Regions from separate parts of the Homo sapiens genome. Here region 2 is linked to region 1. Evidence: chromatin loops called from intact Hi-C (ENCODE). Cell type or tissue: chondrocyte. All regions are shown on one strand. Each heading gives the region's core, and the rest is flanking DNA. Links, peaks and the distances in the headings are about the cores only. Region 1 has its middle 40 kb from the start of LINC02832. Region 2 holds the start of OBSL1 (obscurin like cytoskeletal adaptor 1).

What was found. A loop is a pair of places that touch in the nucleus more often than their neighbours do. Peaks named below come from ENCODE experiments on the same cell type or tissue, not always from the same donor. Only the 100,000 strongest peaks of a DNase experiment are listed, where the experiment ranks them.
Region 2: a loop joins it to region 1, with 2.0 times the contacts of the local background. A loop is called at or near these places in 4 of 110 quality-filtered maps.

What each region holds. Positions count from the first base shown.
Region 1 is chr2:219,685,655-219,694,875 of GRCh38, forward strand. No RefSeq gene overlaps it. Among named protein-coding and RNA genes, the nearest start is that of LINC02832, 40 kb to the right of the region's middle. RefSeq lists enhancers at 2,077-2,640, 2,321-3,520, 2,641-3,204. In chondrocyte, for the core only: CTCF peaks have their summits at 4,231 (motif pointing left) and 4,441; no DNase peak of the experiment used is centred there.
Region 2 is chr2:219,565,646-219,574,866 of GRCh38, forward strand. It overlaps OBSL1 (obscurin like cytoskeletal adaptor 1), which reads right to left and starts at 5,894. Exons shown (of 21, transcript NM_015311.3): 1 at 4,576-5,894; 2 at 2,410-2,679; 3 at 2,073-2,324; 4 at 1,628-1,930; 5 at 1,185-1,481. The coding sequence starts at 5,587. It overlaps INHA (inhibin subunit alpha), which reads left to right and starts at 6,665. Exons shown (of 2, transcript NM_002191.4): 1 at 6,665-6,997; 2 at 9,049-9,221. The coding sequence starts at 6,730. RefSeq lists enhancers at 154-1,015, 1,016-1,877, 4,000-4,837, 4,838-5,675, 6,362-6,656 and 1 more. In chondrocyte, for the core only: a CTCF peak has its summit at 4,949; DNase peaks (open chromatin) are centred at 1,721, 2,251, 2,499, 5,876 and 2 weaker places.

The DNA.
Region 1 (9,221 bases), core at 779-8,778:
GCCTCTCCAGGGACATGCCAAGGTTTCCAGGAGGCCAGTCTTTGCTGGAAATTTCTCAGTGACCACTTTTCCCCCTTTCTTTCTTTCTTTTCTTTCTTTCTTTTTTTTTTTTTTTTTTTGAGGTGGAGTCTCACTCTGTTGCCCAGGCTGGAATGCAGTGGCGTGATCTCGGCTCACTGCAACCTCCACCTCCCTGGTTCGAGCAATTCCCCTGCCTCAGCCTCCGGAGTAGCTGGGATTACAGGCGCACGCCACCACGCACAGCTAATTTTTTTTTTTTTTTTTTTGTATTTTTAGTAGAGACAGGGTTTTGCCACGTTGGCCAGACTGGTCTCAAACTCCTGACCTCAGGCTAACTGCCTGCCTCGGCCTCCCAAAGTGCTGGGATTACAGGCGTGAGCCACCGTGCCTGGCCTTCCCCCTTTCTTTACCTGCCTTCCTGTTGGATGGATACATGGCTATTTTCTTACTGTTAGAGACACATTCTCTCTCTCTCTCTCTCTCTCTCTCTCTCTCTCTCTGTCCATCTCTCCTCTCCCTTTGTCTCTCTCATTAAAGCAAATAACATAGCAGGAGGAATGGGAAAAGTAGCAAATCCCAGGCTAGTCTCATCATTTCTGGGCTGAAATGGAACCACTTGTGGTGTGTGGAATCGTGGCATCCGGCATGCCACATTCCCTGCTCCCTGTTGTCCTGCCCTGTCTGTCTGCTACAATCACCTGGAGCCCCTCCCTCAACCAAGACATCAACAACAGAAACAAAACTGCTTCCTCTGACCAGCAGGAAATTTCCAGGTGAACACACTCTGGCTTAAGTAATTAGGCAAAGAATGTGGCTTTGTGCAGTTGTGGAGAGACTCAACTTGCTCTTAGAGTCTTTGTTTCTGTTCAGTCCCTGGAGTGCCCCTGCTTTCACTGCTGTCCTTTGCCACTAGACCGGGCAGAAATCCGCCTTTTTCCTGCATTCCTTCCACTGTTGTTGATTCAGCTCATTTTACATACCAAGGCACCTTTCCTGATTCCATTCTTTGGCCAAAGACTCCCTCAGAACTTTAAGAACTTTAAGCCACCAAATGCAGCAGGCACTTTTTTTTTTTTTTTTGAGATGGAGTCTCGCTCTGTTGTCCTGGCTCACTGCAACCTCCACCTCCTGGGTTCAAGTAATTCTTCTGCCTCAGCCTCCCAAGTAGCTGGGGCTATAGGCGAGCGCCACCACACCCGGCTAATTTTTGTATTTTTAGTAGAGATAGGGTTTCACCATATTGGCCAGGCTGGTCTCGAACTCCTGACCTCGTGATCCGCCTGCCTTGGCCTCCCAAAGTGCTGGGATTACAGGCGTGAGCCACGGCGCCTGGCCAGCAGGCACCTCTTATGCTTGCTTTGAAAATATACTTATGAGGTTAGTGCCCATCTTCCTGTCTTATGATTCGAATCCTTTCCTTCTTTCTTCCCTAATTCCTGTTCTTTTTCTCTCATGACCCCTGGCTACCCATTAGCCTTTGGAAAAATTCTATTATGTTTGCCTGTTTGTTTTTTTCTTTTTAATGTATATGTTACCAGAAAGGGGTCCCAATCCAGACCCCAAGAGAAGGATCTTGGATCTCACACAACAAAGAATTTCAGGCGAATCCACAGAGTAAAGTGAAAGCAAGTTTGTAAGAAAGTAAAAGAATAAAAGAATGGCTACTCCATAGACAAAGCAGACCCGAGGGCTGCTGGCTGGCTATTTTTATGGTTACTTCTTGATCATATGCTAAACAAGGGGTGGATTATTCATGAGTTTTCTGGGAAAGGCGGGGGGTGGGAGGATTTCCTAGAACTAAGGATTCCTTTCCTTTTAGACCATATAGGGTAACTTCCAGAGTTTGCCATGGCATTTATAAGCTGTCATGGTGCTGGTGGGAGTGTCTTTTAGCATGCTTATGTATAAGTAGTGTACAATGAGCAGTGATGATGACCAGAGGCCACTTTTGTCACCATCTTGATTTTGGCAGGTTTTGTCCAGCTTCTTTACTGCATCCTGTTTTATCAGTAGGGTTTTTGTGACCTGTATCTTGTGATAATGGTCCTGCCAACCTCCTGTCTTTTTTTTTTTTTTTTTTTGAGACGGAGTCTTGCACTGTTGTCCAGACTACTGGAGTGCAGTGGCGCAATCTCGGCTCACTGCAAGCTCCGCCTCCTGGGTTCATGCCATTCTCTTGCCTCAGCCTCCCGAGTAGCTGGGACTACAGGCGCCCGCCACCATGCCCAGCTAATTTTTTGTACTTTTAGTAGAGACGAGGTTTCACCGTGTTAGCCAGGATGGTCTCGATCTTCTGACCTCGTGATCCGCCCACCTCGGCTTTCCAAAGTGCTGGGGTTACAGGTGTGAGCCACCGCGCCCGGCGTAACCTCCTATCTCATCCTGTGACTAAGATTACCTAACCTCTTGGGAATGCAGCCCAGCAGGTCTCAGCCTCATTTCACCCAGCCACTGTTCAAAATGGAGTCACTCTGGTTCGAATGCCTCTGATGTGTACAAATCTATTGTGCTCATTGAAGCTTGCCTTTTTATACACTTCTTGGCTCAGAGAAATACTTTTTTTGGAGGCAGCAAATGTAGCAGAAAGAACAGGCAATTCTGAAGCAAGAAGAGTGATATGGTTAGGCTTTGTGTCCCCACCTAAATCTCATCTTGAATTGCAAACCCCGTCATCCTCACAGGTCAAGAGAGAGACCAGGTGGAGGTAATTAAACCACGGAGTGGTTTCCCCCATGCTGTTCTCGTGACAGGGAGTGAGTTCTCACGAGATCTGATGGTTTCATAAGGGGCTCTTCCCCCTTCATTCGGCCCTTCTTCCTCCCACCTTGTGAAGAAGGTGCCTTGCTTCCCCCTCACCTTCTGCCGTGATTGTAAATTTCCAGAGGCCTCCCCAGCCATGCTGCACGGTGAGTCAATTAAACCTCCTTCCTTTATAAATTACTCATTCTCGGGAAGTTCTTTATAGCAGTATGAAAACAGACTAATACAAAGAGTTTTCTGTGTTAACTCCCGGCACCGTCACTCACTGTTGTGACCTTGGGCAAGTTGCTTAAGCTCTCTGTGTCTGTTTCTTAATCTGTACAGTGGGTATGATATTAATACCTATCTCATAGGTATTTTTTTTTTTTGGTCTTAAATGATTCATGGGAAAAGTATGATGTATGCTGAGAAGCAGCACAAAGACATTTCATGTGTGCGGACCTCATGTACGTGGACCATGTGGAAGGCAGCTTTAGTCCTGACTGCAGAAAAGCGATGTTCACATGCGCGTTGGGAACTGGCCTGCGCACCCAGATTCCCAGATCCAGGAAAGCCCTTCATTTCCAGTGCTTTCCATCCTCGCTCCAGCGGCAGATGTTAGAAGCTGACTGAGATGTTTTCTGGATTAATTGCCCCCAAACATTCAGGGTTTTATGTTTTAGAATGTCTGAACAGGTTGGAATTTGAATCTCCCTTCTGCCACTCCTTGTCTTATTTTGGAAATGAACTTAAAGTCACATTTTTGAGATTCCGACTATGTGACGCATTGAGCTATTTGGAGCGTTGGTTTGCGGCTGTTTCTAAGCCTGGACTCTTGACACGGCTTTGCCTGCAGCTCTGGACTCTCCCTCAGGCTCCAGGGCTCCCTGTGCCCTTGCGGTGCTCCGGCCTCTTGGCTTCTGAGTTAGATTGGGCATCTCTCAGATTCCTTGGCTACTGAGTCTGTACATCCCATGACTCCCGTCCTCCCTCTCCTTCCACAAGCCGGTCGGTGACCACGCAGCCTTCTAGGTGGTCCAAACTTTCTGGAGCTTTCCACTGGGAAGATCCTAATAGCCCTAATCCCTCCTTTAACATCAAGCAGAGCTGCCCTCAATCTTTTAATAGAAGCAGGTGAACTCCGACTAGATTTTTTGTGCACTAGTGAGGCTTGCTGTGTTTACTGGTATATAGGATACATTCCCCGCTTTTCCCAAATGATGGATTATATATGCAAAATAAAATTTTATACTTTATATATGAATAATGTATATGTTACAACATAAGATATATTACGTATTACATAATACTATACACATAACATATATCAAATATATGGCATTGTACGATATCTAATCGTTTATTATATACACAAGTTTTCTTGTCAGTCTTACGCTTTGGTATCAGGCACAGCTGGAAGGCTGAGAAAGAGGTAAAATAATGGGGCATGCTACCCCCTAGTGGCAGAAGATGGCAACATACATTTTGCAAATGTGAGCGCTTTTCATCCCCTTATCAAAAAACAAAACAAAAACCAGAGACCACACAGATGAATATGGAATTTGAGTAACTCCCCTATGTTATGAATTTAAGTATTTTTTCACTGCAACTCATATTCCTAAATACCAAGATATTTCTTTTTAGCTCTGTGATTTTATTCTTGTTTTTAGGGATACTAGACTGTGTATCAAAACCGTACTATTTTTTAATGGAGTCACAATCCTGTGTACTATATTTATAGGAATAAAATATTTCCCTTACAGCTTAGTCTTTATTTTTCCAAAAAACTTTCTGAAAAATTGAGATGTATCTGATATCCCCGCGCATTTCACATGTTGGCAAACATGGCATTTTACTGCCTCTGGTGCACAAAAAGCCCTTGAGCGCTCACCTAATGCTTCTGTGAAGTCAAGGGTTCCGAGCACGCTGACTCCATGTTGCTAGGGAGCCTCTCTAGGAGGCCAGCAGGCCGCTGGGCGGCCCCGACTGGGATCTGCTGTGGTATGTGGCCCTCTTTGCTAGTGCAGGAGCTTCCTCCGGTCACTTTACCTGCATTCCTTTGAGCCTGGGGCCCAGGCGGGGGACCCTAGCAAGAGGCTTACTTACGTGGTCCCCTGATACCAGGCATGGGAATGGTAGCACTTGCTGATTGTGTGGGTCTCTGGCCACAATGGAAATATTTAACACACAACACCTTAGAGTGGAGGTGGGCAGATTTTTCTCTGAAAAGGACCAGAAAGTAAATATTTGATTAAATTAATTAATCAATTTATTTAGAGACAGAGTCTGGCTTTGTTGCCCAGGCTGGAGTGCAGTGGTGCAATCTTGGCTCACTGCAACCTCCACCTCCCAAGCAATTCTGCTGCCTCAACCTCCCAAGTAGTTGGGACTACAGGCGTGCGCCAGCACTCCTGGCCAATTTTTGATTTTTAGTAGAGATGGGATTTCTCCATGTTGGCCAGGCTGGTCTCGAACTCCTGACCTCAGGTGATCCGCCCACCAGGGCCTCCCAAAGTGCTGGGATTAGAGGCGTGAGTCACCATGCCCTGTTTAGAAAGTAAATATTTTAGACTTGTGGCTCAATACAGTCTCTGTCGCAGCTCCTCAGTTCTGTTGTCTTGGTGCAAAAGCGAAAGGATGTGACTGTGTTCCAATAAAATTTCATGAACATGAATATAATTTTCATGTGTCTTGAAATAGTACTCTCCTTTTGAGTTTTTTCAACCGCTTTGAAATGGAAAATCATTCTTAACTTGCTGACAGTATAAAAACAGACAACAGGCTGGAAGTGGCCCGAGGGCCATCGTTTGCTGACCCTCGTCTGAGTATCCCGTTATTCCTTTCTAGCTATGGCAGTCTTTTCTAACAGTCACAAACAGCTGAATTCACGACTCTATTCTATCCAGTTTCCTGGATAAAACATAGTTCATAACCGGTTAAAATTTCTGGTCAATTCCAAACAGGCGCATATTTATTTAGATGTTTAGAACTGCTCTGTGGAGCCCAGCCCTTTATTTCCTCCAAAGAATTTGTTGATCTACTGAAAATTTTCTTTCAAAAACAACCTTATGGATGTGTTTTGTAAAAGTCTCATTTAGAACCTTTGGGGCCTCACTCAGTCACCCCTGAATCCTCATCTTTTCATGTACACACCTCTGTCCGTTTTCTCCTCTTTTCTTCCTAATTAGCTGCCTGTATAATTAAACCTTTCCTCATTTAGAGGTTCTGAGCCCTCACTGATACACTAATCACCCTGTGGCCCTCCTGTTGCCTCGTCTATTTCCTTTTGAGATGGAGGGCCCAGCACTGAACGGCAGTCAAGGTCGGGCCGCCCGCATTTGTATTACACACTAGTTCGCCATTACCATGGTGTTCGCTCCTTAATACAGACTAATAGCTCATTCTCCTTCATGACCTCCAGTGAGCACTGTGCAGCCATATTCAGTGCTGGCTTTGTGATAATTTCAAGATTTTTTTCTTTAGGAAGTTATAACTAATTCAGGGCCCATCAACGATCATAAATAGTTTAAATTGCTCTTTCGAGTGTGAACTGCCTCCCATGGGCCATTTAATTTACTGAATGTCCCCTGGCTGTGCTTGTTCTGTGACCAGCCCCTGTCCCTGCCCTTATTAACTCTGTTTCTGTATCTCACTTTGGTCCAGTCGGGAGAGGTGGCACTTATATTTGGGAATGAGCTTGTGCTTGCTATTGACCTACCTAGCAATGCATTAAAGATGGATTTGATCTGATTTAAAGTTTTATAAGCCCAAGGGGGTTGCCTCTGGAGGATTTTTGGAGGCCAAACTGATCCTGGAATTGTGCTTATAGGTGGTTTGCATTTGCTCAGAGAAAATCTAGGAATTTTACTTTACCTGAAACTTTTCTGGTTTTGCGGTTTTACTGGGTTTTAATAATTTGCCACCTCTGGAAAACTTCAGAGACAAGGTGTTGCCTAGTTGGCTAGACTAAGTATTTTAGCTGTCTCCAATTGGTAACTGTTTAAGAGGTTTAAAGACACAAATTAAGTTGGTAAAATTTGAATATGTGAATCCGGGTGAAGGATATATGGTGGTTTGGTGACACTATTTTTGCAGCTTTTCTGTTGGTTTGAAGTTCGTTGAAAATGAAAAGGTCCATTAATTAAGAAGGTGGGTCAACGTTCTGTCACAGCAGCACCTGCCATTTGCACACTGCTGGCCTGGCCCGCCTTCCCCCATGGGAACTTTGGTGTGTACTTGGATTTACGTCAGCCCTGTCCCAGTGAATGCTCCTGCTCTTTTGGTCCCTGTCCCCACTTGCCTGCCCCATCTCAGTCAAGAAGTAATCAAATATGAGCTGAGCACCAGTATGACAGGGGAGTGGGGAGTAAGCAGACATTGTCCCTATCCTCAGTACGCTACCATCTAACAGAGAAGACAGAAACTAAGCAGAGAAGCACAAAAGGCTGTAAAGGAGAAGTGCAGGTTGTGGAAGGGTCTAACCCACTGGGGAAGCAGGGAACCCTTCTTGGGAGAAGTGGTGTATTAGTCTGTTCTCACACTGCTAATAAAGATAAACCCGAGACTGGCTAATTTTTTTTTTTTTTTTTTTTTTTGAGATGGAATTTTGCTCTTGTTGCCCAGGCTGGAGTACAGTGGCGTGATCTCAGCTCACGGCAACCTCCGCCTCCTGGGTTCAAGCGATTCTCCTGCCTCAGCCTCCCGAGTAGCTGGGATTACAGGCATATGCCACCACGCCTGGCTAATTTTGTATTTTTAGTAGAGACAGGGTTTTTCCAGGTTGGTCAGGCTGGTCTTGAACTCCCGACCTCAGGTGATCTGCCCTCCTTGGCATCCCAAAGTGCTGGGATTACAGGAGTGAGCCTGTGAGACTCACGCCTGGTGAGACTGGCTAATTTATAAAGAAAAATAGGTTTAATGAACTCACAGTTCCATGTGACTGGTGGGGGAGACCTCACAATCGTGGTGGAATGCAAACCAGGAGCAAAGTCACATCTTACATGGTGGCAGGCAAGAGAGAGAGTCTGTGCAGGGGAACTCCCCTTTATAAAACCATCAGATCTCATGAGACTTATTCACTATATGAGAACAACATGAGAAAGACCCGCCCCCATGATTCAATTACCTCCAACCCGGTCCCTTTCATGACACGTGGGAATTATGGGAACTACAATTTGAGATTTGAGTGAGGACACAGCCAAATCATATCAAGTGGTGTTTGAGCCCAGAACTGTAGGATGGTGGGGTTTAGCTTGGCAAAGAGAGGGTGCAGGTGTGCTGTAGGTCAAGAGACTAGCATGTGTGTGGGATTCCGGGGCATGTCAGAGGTGTTGACAGAAGCCCAGCCTGGCTGGAGCAGAGAGTGCAGGGGCCTGGACAGATGAGTTAGAATAGGCAGGCAGGGTCTTGCAGACTGCTTTGATAGCTTATTTTTCTTTATTCTGAGAGCCAGGGGAAGGAGTAGGCAGTGATGTTATAATGAGATTTGCATTTTTGAAAATAAGCCCTCTTGCTGCAATGTAGAAAATGAATTGGAAAAAGTGGCAGTGGTGACAGGAAGAGAAGCAAGGAGTCTATTGCAGCATCTGGCAAGCAGTGATGCTCTCCTGGTCCTGATGGTGGCTGGGCCAATAGAGAAAATTGGGTAGATTTCAGAGTTGTGTAGGAGGTGGACTCACAGACTTGGTGATTAATTGAACTATCTATTATGGTATTTTTTTATTGAAAAATTTCTGTTTTTCCTTTTGCTTTGTAGATCTGGTTGAAAAATACTTTTCCCAAAAAGCATTTGCAAATATACCCATTTACATGGCACTGACTAATTGTCTTGCTTGTGTATGCCCAAGATGAATATTCCTCATGCAAAGATGATGGTTTATCTCATTCAATAAGATTGTGCTAATTAGAAATTAGGACCTATCCATCTCACATGTTCTGGAAATTTAAGCTGTAGGAGATGAAAATTAATGTAGTTTTTAAGCAATCTATTGAATTTATTAAATTGCAATTAGATGATAGAGTTTGTATTGGAAGATATGAGTTTTGACAGGAAAGAGGCCCTGCATGATACAATCACAATACTGACAAATAAATGCCATTGTACTTTTCCATGACAAGGATGATTTACAATTATAGTAGTACATGGTTCTCTTTGATTTATGGCATCCTGTTAGCCATGGAATTACTTAGCAAAATCAGTTTGACTTGATATAAGATTTTTTCCTTGCCTAGAAAAAAGTTTAGCCTGAGGAAAAGTTGACATTAATTTAGGAATAGTGGAGTTATCATTGAGTTATCAAAATAAATCCGAGGACATAAATCAATTCTACTGCATGGAGAATGCTAAATCGATAAGTCCAGAAAGACTTTATTGATTCTACGGCCATCACTCAAGCCTTCTTCATTAGATTCCTCAGCCATATGTTTAATTGAAATGATAAGGTAGATAACTTCTGGTAAAT
Region 2 (9,221 bases), core at 758-8,757, 120 kb before region 1:
GAGCAGTGCTTTGGCTGTGCATAAGAATTCCTAGGGAGCCTGCTAAAAATGCAGAATTCTTGGATTCCCAAGCACGCAGGGGCCAGGAAATCTGCATTATAAACCAGCCCTCCAGGTGGTTCTGATGTCAGTGAACTGGGATCCCATTTTGGAAATGCTGCTCTGGTTGCTGGTCAGGTCTCACCTGGCCCCTCTGCCTGCGATGCTGACAGTGAATCACCCCAAGACCCCGTGCATGGGTGCCGACAGATTCCTTGATTGGTCTTACAAACTCCAGCAATGGTGACATGGCAAATGCTAGCGTGATCCTTGAACTTTGAGCGCCCCACCTCCAGCTGTTCTCCTCAGGGATGCCTCATTCCCCTCCTTCCCCCTTTCAACAGGTGGCACAGTGTGATCAGGAGCCCGACTGCCTGGGTTCATAATTCAGCACCTGTGCTCATTAGCTCCGTACTTTGAGCAAGTCACTTAACGTATCTGCCTGTTTCCCCAGCTATAAAATGGGAATGTCAAAAGAACCTATCTTAAGTTTGAGATAAGCCTGGCCAACATGGCGAAGCCCCATCTCTACTAAAATACAAAAACAAGCCGGGCATGGTGATGCATGTCTGTAGTCCCAGCTACTCGGGAGGCTGAGGCAGGAGAATCTCTTGAACCCACAAGGTGGAGGTTGCAGTGAGCCGAGATCGCGCCATTGCACTCCAGCCTGGGCGACAGAGTGAGACTCTATCTCAAAAAAAAAAAAAGAACCTATCTTATAGGGCCATTGAGAAGATTGTGTTAATGTATGTAAGGTGATTAGGACTGCGCCTGGCACGTAGAAAGTTGCGATGACAATGTCAACAATTAGACAACATGGCAGGAGGCAGGCAGGGACTAGCAGCCAGGGTCTGTGTCTTTCAAATGAGATGACAAATCTGACAGGATTCTGTAAACCACAAAGCACTCCAGAGAATTGGGATATGATGCTGACATATATCAAGATAACAAGGGGTGCCCTGGATGTTGCATGTGGGTTGAAATTGGCCTTCCGGACCTCTGAGCCCTCAACCTCAGCCCATCATGGATGCTCCTTGCTCTCCTGGCCCAGATACAAGAAATAAAAACAGCATCTGCCTCGTTTTGCCAACAGGACTTCTGTGTCTTGACCCTTTCTGCCCACTCAGGTCCCCACTGGCACCAACCTTGGATTGTGAGGGCAGCTGAGTCCTGCACGCCGGGGCAGCTGAAGCCGACCAGGGCACCGCTGTCCTGGTGCTTGACGGCATGCAGGATGAGTCTGTGCTGCAGACCCTTCTGCTCTATACGGTACCGCAGGGCCCCAGGTTCCACCTGGCCCTCCGGCTCGTTACTCTTGAGCTCTTCCCCATTAAGGAACCAGGTACCCTGGATGATGGTGGAGAGATCGAGGGAGAAGACGGCATCTTCCCCGTCGTATACCTGCACATCCTCCAGACCTGCCACCAGGCGAGCTGTGGGCACTGAGGCAGGGACAGAGTGCAGCTGTCAGAACTAGAAGGTGTGGCAGAGGGCAGAGGCTGGCGGATGGCAAGCCTGTGAGAGGACCAGCACTGAGGGCTGGGGAAGGGAGGAGAAGTGATGGGTGGGTCTGGCAGGACCAACTCACCAAGGTGAGCAGAACCGTGGAACACCACGTGGGGACTACGGCCATGTCCGCTGACTGTGCAGATGCGGAAGCGGTAGTCACCCTCGGAGGGCACACAGTCGCCCGGCACCTCCACGGCTCCGGCTTTCTCGATGCTGAAGCACTGAATCCAGTCTTCAGAGCCCACTTCCTGCCGCTCCAGCCGGTAGATGAATGGGGTCTCGGGAGCTGGCTCGGGAGGCTTCCAGGTCAACAGGACCGTGTTCTTGTGGCCCTTGAACATCTCTGCCAATATGGGGGGTCCTGGGGGACTGTGCTTGACACCTGAGACCAAGGCAGGGATGTGTTCCGGCCTTGCTTGGGCCTCCACAGCCCTTCCACCTTAAATCTACTTCACCAACCCAGCTCCGGCATCTGGCCAACCTCCTGCCCTGCCTCGCCTGTCCAGAGGCCTTCCTGCCCTCACATTTTACTCTGAGAAGCGTAGTGGTACGGGAGTTGCCCAGGCTAAAGGTGACCTCGCCAGCATCCTCTCGGGTGACCCCTGGAAGGACCAGGGCATGCATGTGGCCTGAGCTGCTCTGGCAGATGACCGGCAGCTCCTCCCCATCACGGCTCCAGCGTCCCTCGACCCCGGCCTCTAGAGTTTCCACTAGCAGCACAGCATTCTCTCCTTCCAGGACGTCGAGCTTCCGGGGCAGGCGCTTCAGGATGGGCCCTGAGATGCGGACAGGAATCCATCAACCTGGAATCTGAGCACCTGCCTGCCTCCGCCTCAGCCTCTTCCCCACGGGCCAGCTGACCTTTGACTGTGACGTTGGCCACGGTGCGCACCCGGCCCCGCATCTCGCACAGGTAGATACCATCATCGTCTGCCTTCAGCCTGTGGATGATGAGGCGCCGGACAGTGCCCTCTTCGATCTGCTCGTACTTGCGGCAGGGCAGCAGCCGCTGGTCCTCACGGAACCAGGCCGTGGGGATGCGGGAGTTGGGTACTTTACATTCCAGCACGGCAATCCCGTGCTCACGGCCCTCCACGTCCTGCAGGGGCCGTGTGAACCGGAGGCGGGGCTCTGTGGAGAGGGGAGAGAGAGACAAGAGAGGGCTCTGGAGAAGGCCCAGACTAGGAGTAGGATACCTAGAAGCGCATTAGCTCATGCTGTGTGCTCTTCATGCAGAGCCAGCGGGCACTGTGGAATCACAGAAAACTACCAGAAGGGAAGTGGTGGTTCCTAAGATGACCTGAGTTCTCATCCAGCCCTGACACTAGCCACATCACCTTAAGCAAGTCCATTTCAATGCTTCTGGGCCTCAGTCTCCTTACTTGTAAAATGGGGAAAGGGAGAGAAGGGGTTGGACCAGATTGATGATTTCCAAACTGTTCCCTGGGGTCCTCCAGGCCCTAGATTGGTGATTTCCAAACTGTTCCCTGGCTCCCCCCGCCCCAGTCATTTCACATATTCTGCAAGGGTCTGAGTAGAATTTAAAATATTTTAACTCTTTTTTTTTTTGAGATGGAGTCTCGCTCTGTTGCCCAGGCTGGAGTGCAGTCGCGCAATCTCGGCTCACTGCAACCTCCACCTCCTGGGTTCAAGCAATTCTGGTGCCTCAGCCTCTCAAGTAGAGCTGGGATTACAGGCAGGCGCCACCACGCCTGGCTAATGATTTTGTATTTTTAGTAGAGATGGGGTTTTGCCATGTTGGCCAGGCTGTTCTCGAACTCCTGACCTCAAATGATCCGCCCACCTTAGTCTCCCAAAGTGCTGGGATTACAGGGTGAGCCACTGTGCCTAGCTATTTTAACCCTTTTCAAAAGTGTATTTCAAAAAAAAAAAAAGAAAAGAAAAGAAAACAGGATGTTGGAAATCAGAGGATTAACTAGGGCTGCTGGAGAAGCAAGTTTTTGTGTGCGTGTGTGTATGCAACTCGGGGAAGCTCCTCTAGCCTTCCCTCCGGGCTTTTCTTTCCTGATGGAGGTCCAGATCAGCACCAACCTGATGAATCTGTGAGCATTGAACTGTAACAGTGAGGCCACCACCGCAGCCTGGGGGCAACATGCTTGACTGCATGCTAGGAAGGACTCAGGAGAATTTACCAACTTTTTTTCCTCTAAGAGAAAAAACTGGACAATAACTAGTGAAGGTGTACTCTTTTGCGTTGTGATGAAATCCTATTATGGGGAGCGTTACCTTCTGGTGAGTTTGGGGTGTGCTTTTTTTTCCTTTGGAATTTTCTGTTTATGAGAATGTAACCATTTATTGGATATTGTTGGTGATTCAACTTTGAAATATAAACCTTCTCTCCTTCACCTTCCTCTTCTTGCAAACGTGGGGAGCAGTTTAATCAAAGAATAGTAAAAACACGCAGGACATTTGTCCTCCCTCAAGTCTAGCTTTCCACTGAATCACTTGTTTCTCAAGGTGACAGATGCAGCCAGGCCGTCCCCACAGGGTTCAGAGCCTGGTCTCATGAATGCAGCCTTTAATTCAAATTCCTGTATTCAATAAAATAGCCTCCTTATTCTCACTGATGGTTTAGAAGTACCTGTTATATACGTAGACTCAGCAATTTACGCCCATAAACTACTCCTTTATCTGTCTCATATATTGGGGCTCTGGTTGTGAATTCAGTGGGGGAAGGAGGAGTAAAATAACAAAGACGTTGAAAACCACTAGGGAAGAAGAGTTCTAGGGCCCTCCGGATTTGTACATCAATCACTCCTTAGTGGTGTTCCACCATCTGCCTCGGAATCATTTAAGGAGTTTGCTAAGAAGTTCCTGAGTACCCTGGAGACCTACTAAATCCGAATCCCTGGGGAGTGAGAGGCGGGCGGGTTTGGTATTTTAATATTCCCGCGGACCACCTCTCCTCCAGTCTTGGGGGCAGCGCTGGGCACCGAGGAGGGCTGGAGTTCGGAGGGCCTCGGAGGACACTCGAGGCCCCTCCCTAGGTCCCGGGCTCCGCCGTACCTTTCACGTGCAGCTGCACGGCACTGAGCGTCTGGCCCGCCGAGTTGCGCGCGGCGCAGACGTAGAGCCCACGATCCTTGGCCTGGCAGTAAAGCACCTTGAGCACGAAGCCGCCGTCGCGGTCGCGGTACATGAGGCGGCGGCGGTCCGGGAGCAGCGGGCGGCCCTCCCAGTGCCATTCGATCTCGGGCTCGGGCTTGCCCATCACGTAGCAGCGGAACTTGGCGTGCTTGCCCTCGTTCACCCAGAAGGTCTTAGGCGCGCACTTGAGCGGCTCCACCACCGGCGCGGGGGCCTCGTCGGGGTCCGCGGGCGGGCTCTCGGGGGGCTGGTGCACCTGGAGCAGCGCCCCCGCCTGCGCGTGGCCGTGCGCGTTGCGGGCGTGGCACACGTAGACGCCGGAATCCGGCAGCCGAGCCGCCAGGATGCGCAGTGCCAGGCTCGCGCCGGGGCCGTCCTCGGCGCGGCCCGGCTGGAGCGCGAAGTGGCTGCTGTCCCACACTTCGTCCAGGGCCATCCCGTCCTTCTCCCAGTACAGTGTGGGCTCGGGGAGGCCCCCCGCCCGGCACGTCAGCACCACCTCCGCCCCCCGCAGCACCCACTGGGATCGAGGCCCCGTGAGGAAGACCGGGGCGCCCTCCCCGGACCCCGGCGATGGCAGCGGGCGCTCGGCGGGCTGCAGCTCGGGGTCGGAGGCCGGCGGCTCCAGCACGGTGACGGCGGCCGCCGCGTAGGCCTCGCCGGCCGCGTTGCGGGCGCGGCACACGTAGACCCCCGCGTCGGTGGGCAGTGCGGCGGTCAGCAGCAGGCCGTGCTCCGCGCCGTCCGCCGGGAAGCTCAGGCGTTCCGAGGCCGCCAGCTGCTGCCCGCCCTTCTCCCACACCACTACAGGCGGCGGCTCCCCCAGGACCACGCACTTGAGCTCGGCCTCGGCGCCACTTACCACCCGCACAGGCCGCGGGAAGCGCAGGAAGCACGGGGGGCTCCCCTGATCCCCCGAGCTCGCCTTCATCGCGGCGGCCGACCGCCTGCAGCGGCGAACGGTGGGGGGGCAGGGGGGGGTGCGGAGGGCGAGCCGAGGCCCGGGGCGGCGGGGTCGGGGCGCGGCTGGGGACTGGGCGCGGGGACCCGCGGAGCTCTCCCGGGCCTCCCGCTCCCGGCTCGCCTCCTTACCCTCGGCCCCGAGCTGCAGCTCTGCGGCGGCGGCGGCGGCGATTCCCGGGCCCGAAGCCTGGCGCTCAGGGGGCAGTCCTTCCTGTTTGCCTCTCCAGCGAGTGGCCCCGCAGCCTCCCCTGCCCGCTGCCTGGCTTCCTGCTCTTAGGAGCCTCTCTTCCCAGCCCCCTCCCACAGCTTGGGCCTCTTCCCCCTCCTCCCTCCCACCTCCAGCCGCCAGGTCCCCAGCCGCCCGCCAGGCTTGGGCCTGAGTGGCAGAGGCGCCTGCAGCTGCCAATCCCAAAAATATTCTCTGATGACACAGCTGGAGGACAAGAGCCCAGACTGGCTCCACTGGTCTAAGTATAGAGCAGGCAGGACCACCTGCCCCCGGCCCTAGCCCCGGTTCTAGCCCCGGTTCCAGCCCTGCCCCCAAGGGCTGGCCGGCCAGCAGCTGCTTATTGAAAGGGGCCCCAGAAGGTCTGAGGGGTGATGCACTTTGTCTCCCTGACAAATAACACTTTCTGGGGCTGGCCGGCTACAGCTCCCAGGCTCCTGTCCCACCTGATGTCACCTCTGGATGTGTCTGTGTGTGTGTGTGTGAGAGAGTGTGTGTGTGTGAGAATTTGTGTGTGTGTGAGTGTGTGTGTGAGTGTGTGTGTGAGTGTGTGTGTGTGTAGGGAGAAGGTGTTGTATGTTTGCATGTGTGAGTCAGGTCGCTTGAGGCGAAATCCTTCCCAGCCCCTCCCCCACATCCCTGGCGGGAGTGGGAGATAAGGCTCATGGCCACAGACATCTGCGTCAGAGATAGGAGGTCTCAATGCCACGGGCAGGGGCAACTCGGACTGTGGGGCGTGGAAAGGACTGGGGAAGACTGGATGAGAAGGGTAGAAGAGGGTGGGTGTGGGATGGGGAGGGGAGAGTGGAAAGGCCCTGGGCAGACCCTGGCAGAAGGGGCACGGGGCAGGGTGTGAGTTCCCCACTAGCAGGGCCAGGTGAGCTATGGTGCTGCACCTACTGCTCTTCTTGCTGCTGACCCCACAGGGTGGGCACAGCTGCCAGGGGCTGGAGCTGGCCCGGGAACTTGTTCTGGCCAAGGTGAGGGCCCTGTTCTTGGATGCCTTGGGGCCCCCCGCGGTGACCAGGGAAGGTGGGGACCCTGGAGTCAGGCGGCTGCCCCGAAGACATGCCCTGGGGGGCTTCACACACAGGGGCTCTGAGCCCGAGGAAGAGGAGGATGTCTCCCAAGCCATCCTTTTCCCAGCCACAGGTAACGAGGGTGGGGGAACCGGCAGGATGACTTTGAGAAAAAGCAAGGCACAGCATGGGTTTGCAGGCCAGGCGGACCTGGGTTTGAATCCTAGTCCTGCTACTCAGTTGCTTTGCAGCAATAGGCCAGTTACTAAACTTCCTTATGCTTCTGTCTCCCCATCTGTAAAATGGGCTAATGCCCACCTCTCAGGATTAAGTGAGAGGCTGTACCTAGAGTGCATGGCAGGTGGGAGGCATTTGGGAAGTATGCGCTGGGAGACCGGGGGTCTCTAAAGATGGAGATATTTGGGCTTGAGCCCCTTCCTGCCACCTTTCCTCCTATCTCTGCCTCTGCTCGCTGCTCCAAACCCTGTTTCTTTACTCCCAGGTAGCTGACACTGAGAAGCTATCAGAGATACAGGCAAAAGATTAGTTGGGAAACTTTTCTGGAAAACTAGTCTATCTTCTCTTGAGTTCCTGTCTCAACATATATGTGCCCCCTTGTTCCACTGACTGAATGGATAAGCCCTCCTGTGGGTGGGCTTTCTTGTCATCTGGTCCACCTTTCTCTTAGAGAGGACCCCTGCCTCCCTCACTTCAGTCCGTTCGCAGCACAGTGGGGAGAAGGATGGCTTTGGGATCAGGCAAAATCCAAGCCTGGCCACTTAGTCGTTGAACGTCATTTCACCTCTCTAAGCCTCAGTTTCCTTATCTGCAAAATGGACCAATTGTGACTAGATAATGAGAGAAGCCATGTAACAGTATAGTTCCAATTGCCAGTCCATGAACGAGTGCTGCTCCAGGATGATTAGTATAGTCTATGAGTGTGTCAGTGTGAGGATGCTAACTACACATTCTTGAAAGGACTGCCCTCTGTTCTGAGTTACAGCCCTCCTCCTTCTCTTCCCCCTCTTCCTTGTTCTCCATTTTCTTCCCTTTCCCACTTGCCTTTCCCTCCTTCTTCTTTTTTTTTTTTTTTTGGTGTAAACCTGTCTTTTAAAAATGGAATTATTTTAAAGAATTTATCCTACAATATTCCTGACATGCCAAAGATATAAAGAGTAATATAGGCCGGGCGCGGTGGCTCACGTCTGTACTCCCAGCACTTTGGGAGGCCAAGGCAGGAGGATCACAAGGTCAAGAGATCGAGACTATCCTGGCTAACATGGTGAACCCCGTCTCTACTAAAAATACAAAAAATTAGCCAGGCATGGTGGCACCAGCTACTCGGGAAGCTGAGGCAGGAGAATTGCTTGAACGTGGGAGGCGGAGCGGAAGGCAGAGGTTGCAGTGAGCCGAGATGGCGCCACTGCACTCCAGCCTGGGCGACAGAGCTAGACTCCATCTCAAAAAAAAAAAAAAAATGGTAATATGGCTGGGTGTGATGGCTCACGCCTATAATCCCAGCACTTTGGAAGGTGAAGGCAGGCAGATTGCTTGAGCTCAGGAGTTTGAGATCAGCCTGGGCAACATAGCGAGACCCTGTCTCTACAAAACCCACAAAAGTTAGCTAGGTGTGGTAGCACACGCCTGTGGTCTCAGTTACTCAGGAGGCTGAGGTGGGAGGATTGCTTGAGCCCAGGAGGTAGACGCTGCAGTGAGCCGTGATCATGCCACTGCACTCCAGCCTGGGTGACACAGTAAGACTCTGTCTCAAAAAAAAAAAAAAAAAAGAATATAACAACCATCCATGTAGACACCATTCAGGATACTGTTTCACACTATCTGGTGAGTAAGCATTGAAGTCTAATACAAAGTCTTAGTGCTGGTGAAGTGGAGAGAGGGCCTCTTACACACTGCTGATGGGCATGTTAATTGGTAAAACCACTTCAGAGAGAAGTTGGCAATGTCTTCTATTTTTTTAAGTCCCTTCATGATGAAATTAAAAAATGGGAAGCCTACAGAAGCTCTCCCAAAACTCAGGAGAGTCCCCACGTCCCGGAGGGCGTGGAGCAGAGTGCAGCCCATCATTGGCTCATGACTGGTGGCCACATCCCTCCTGCTGAAGAGGAGGGGTGCCAGGTCCTGCCAGTCAGGGCTGCCCTCTCCCTTTTCTTCTGTCTCCTGCAGATGCCAGCTGTGAGGACAAGTCAGCTGCCAGAGGGCTGGCCCAGGAGGCTGAGGAGGGCCTCTTCAGATACATGTTCCGGCCATCCCAGCATACACGCAGCCGCCAGGTGACTTCAGCCCAGCTGTGGTTCCACACCGGGCTGGACAGGCAGGGCACAGCAGCCTCCAATAGC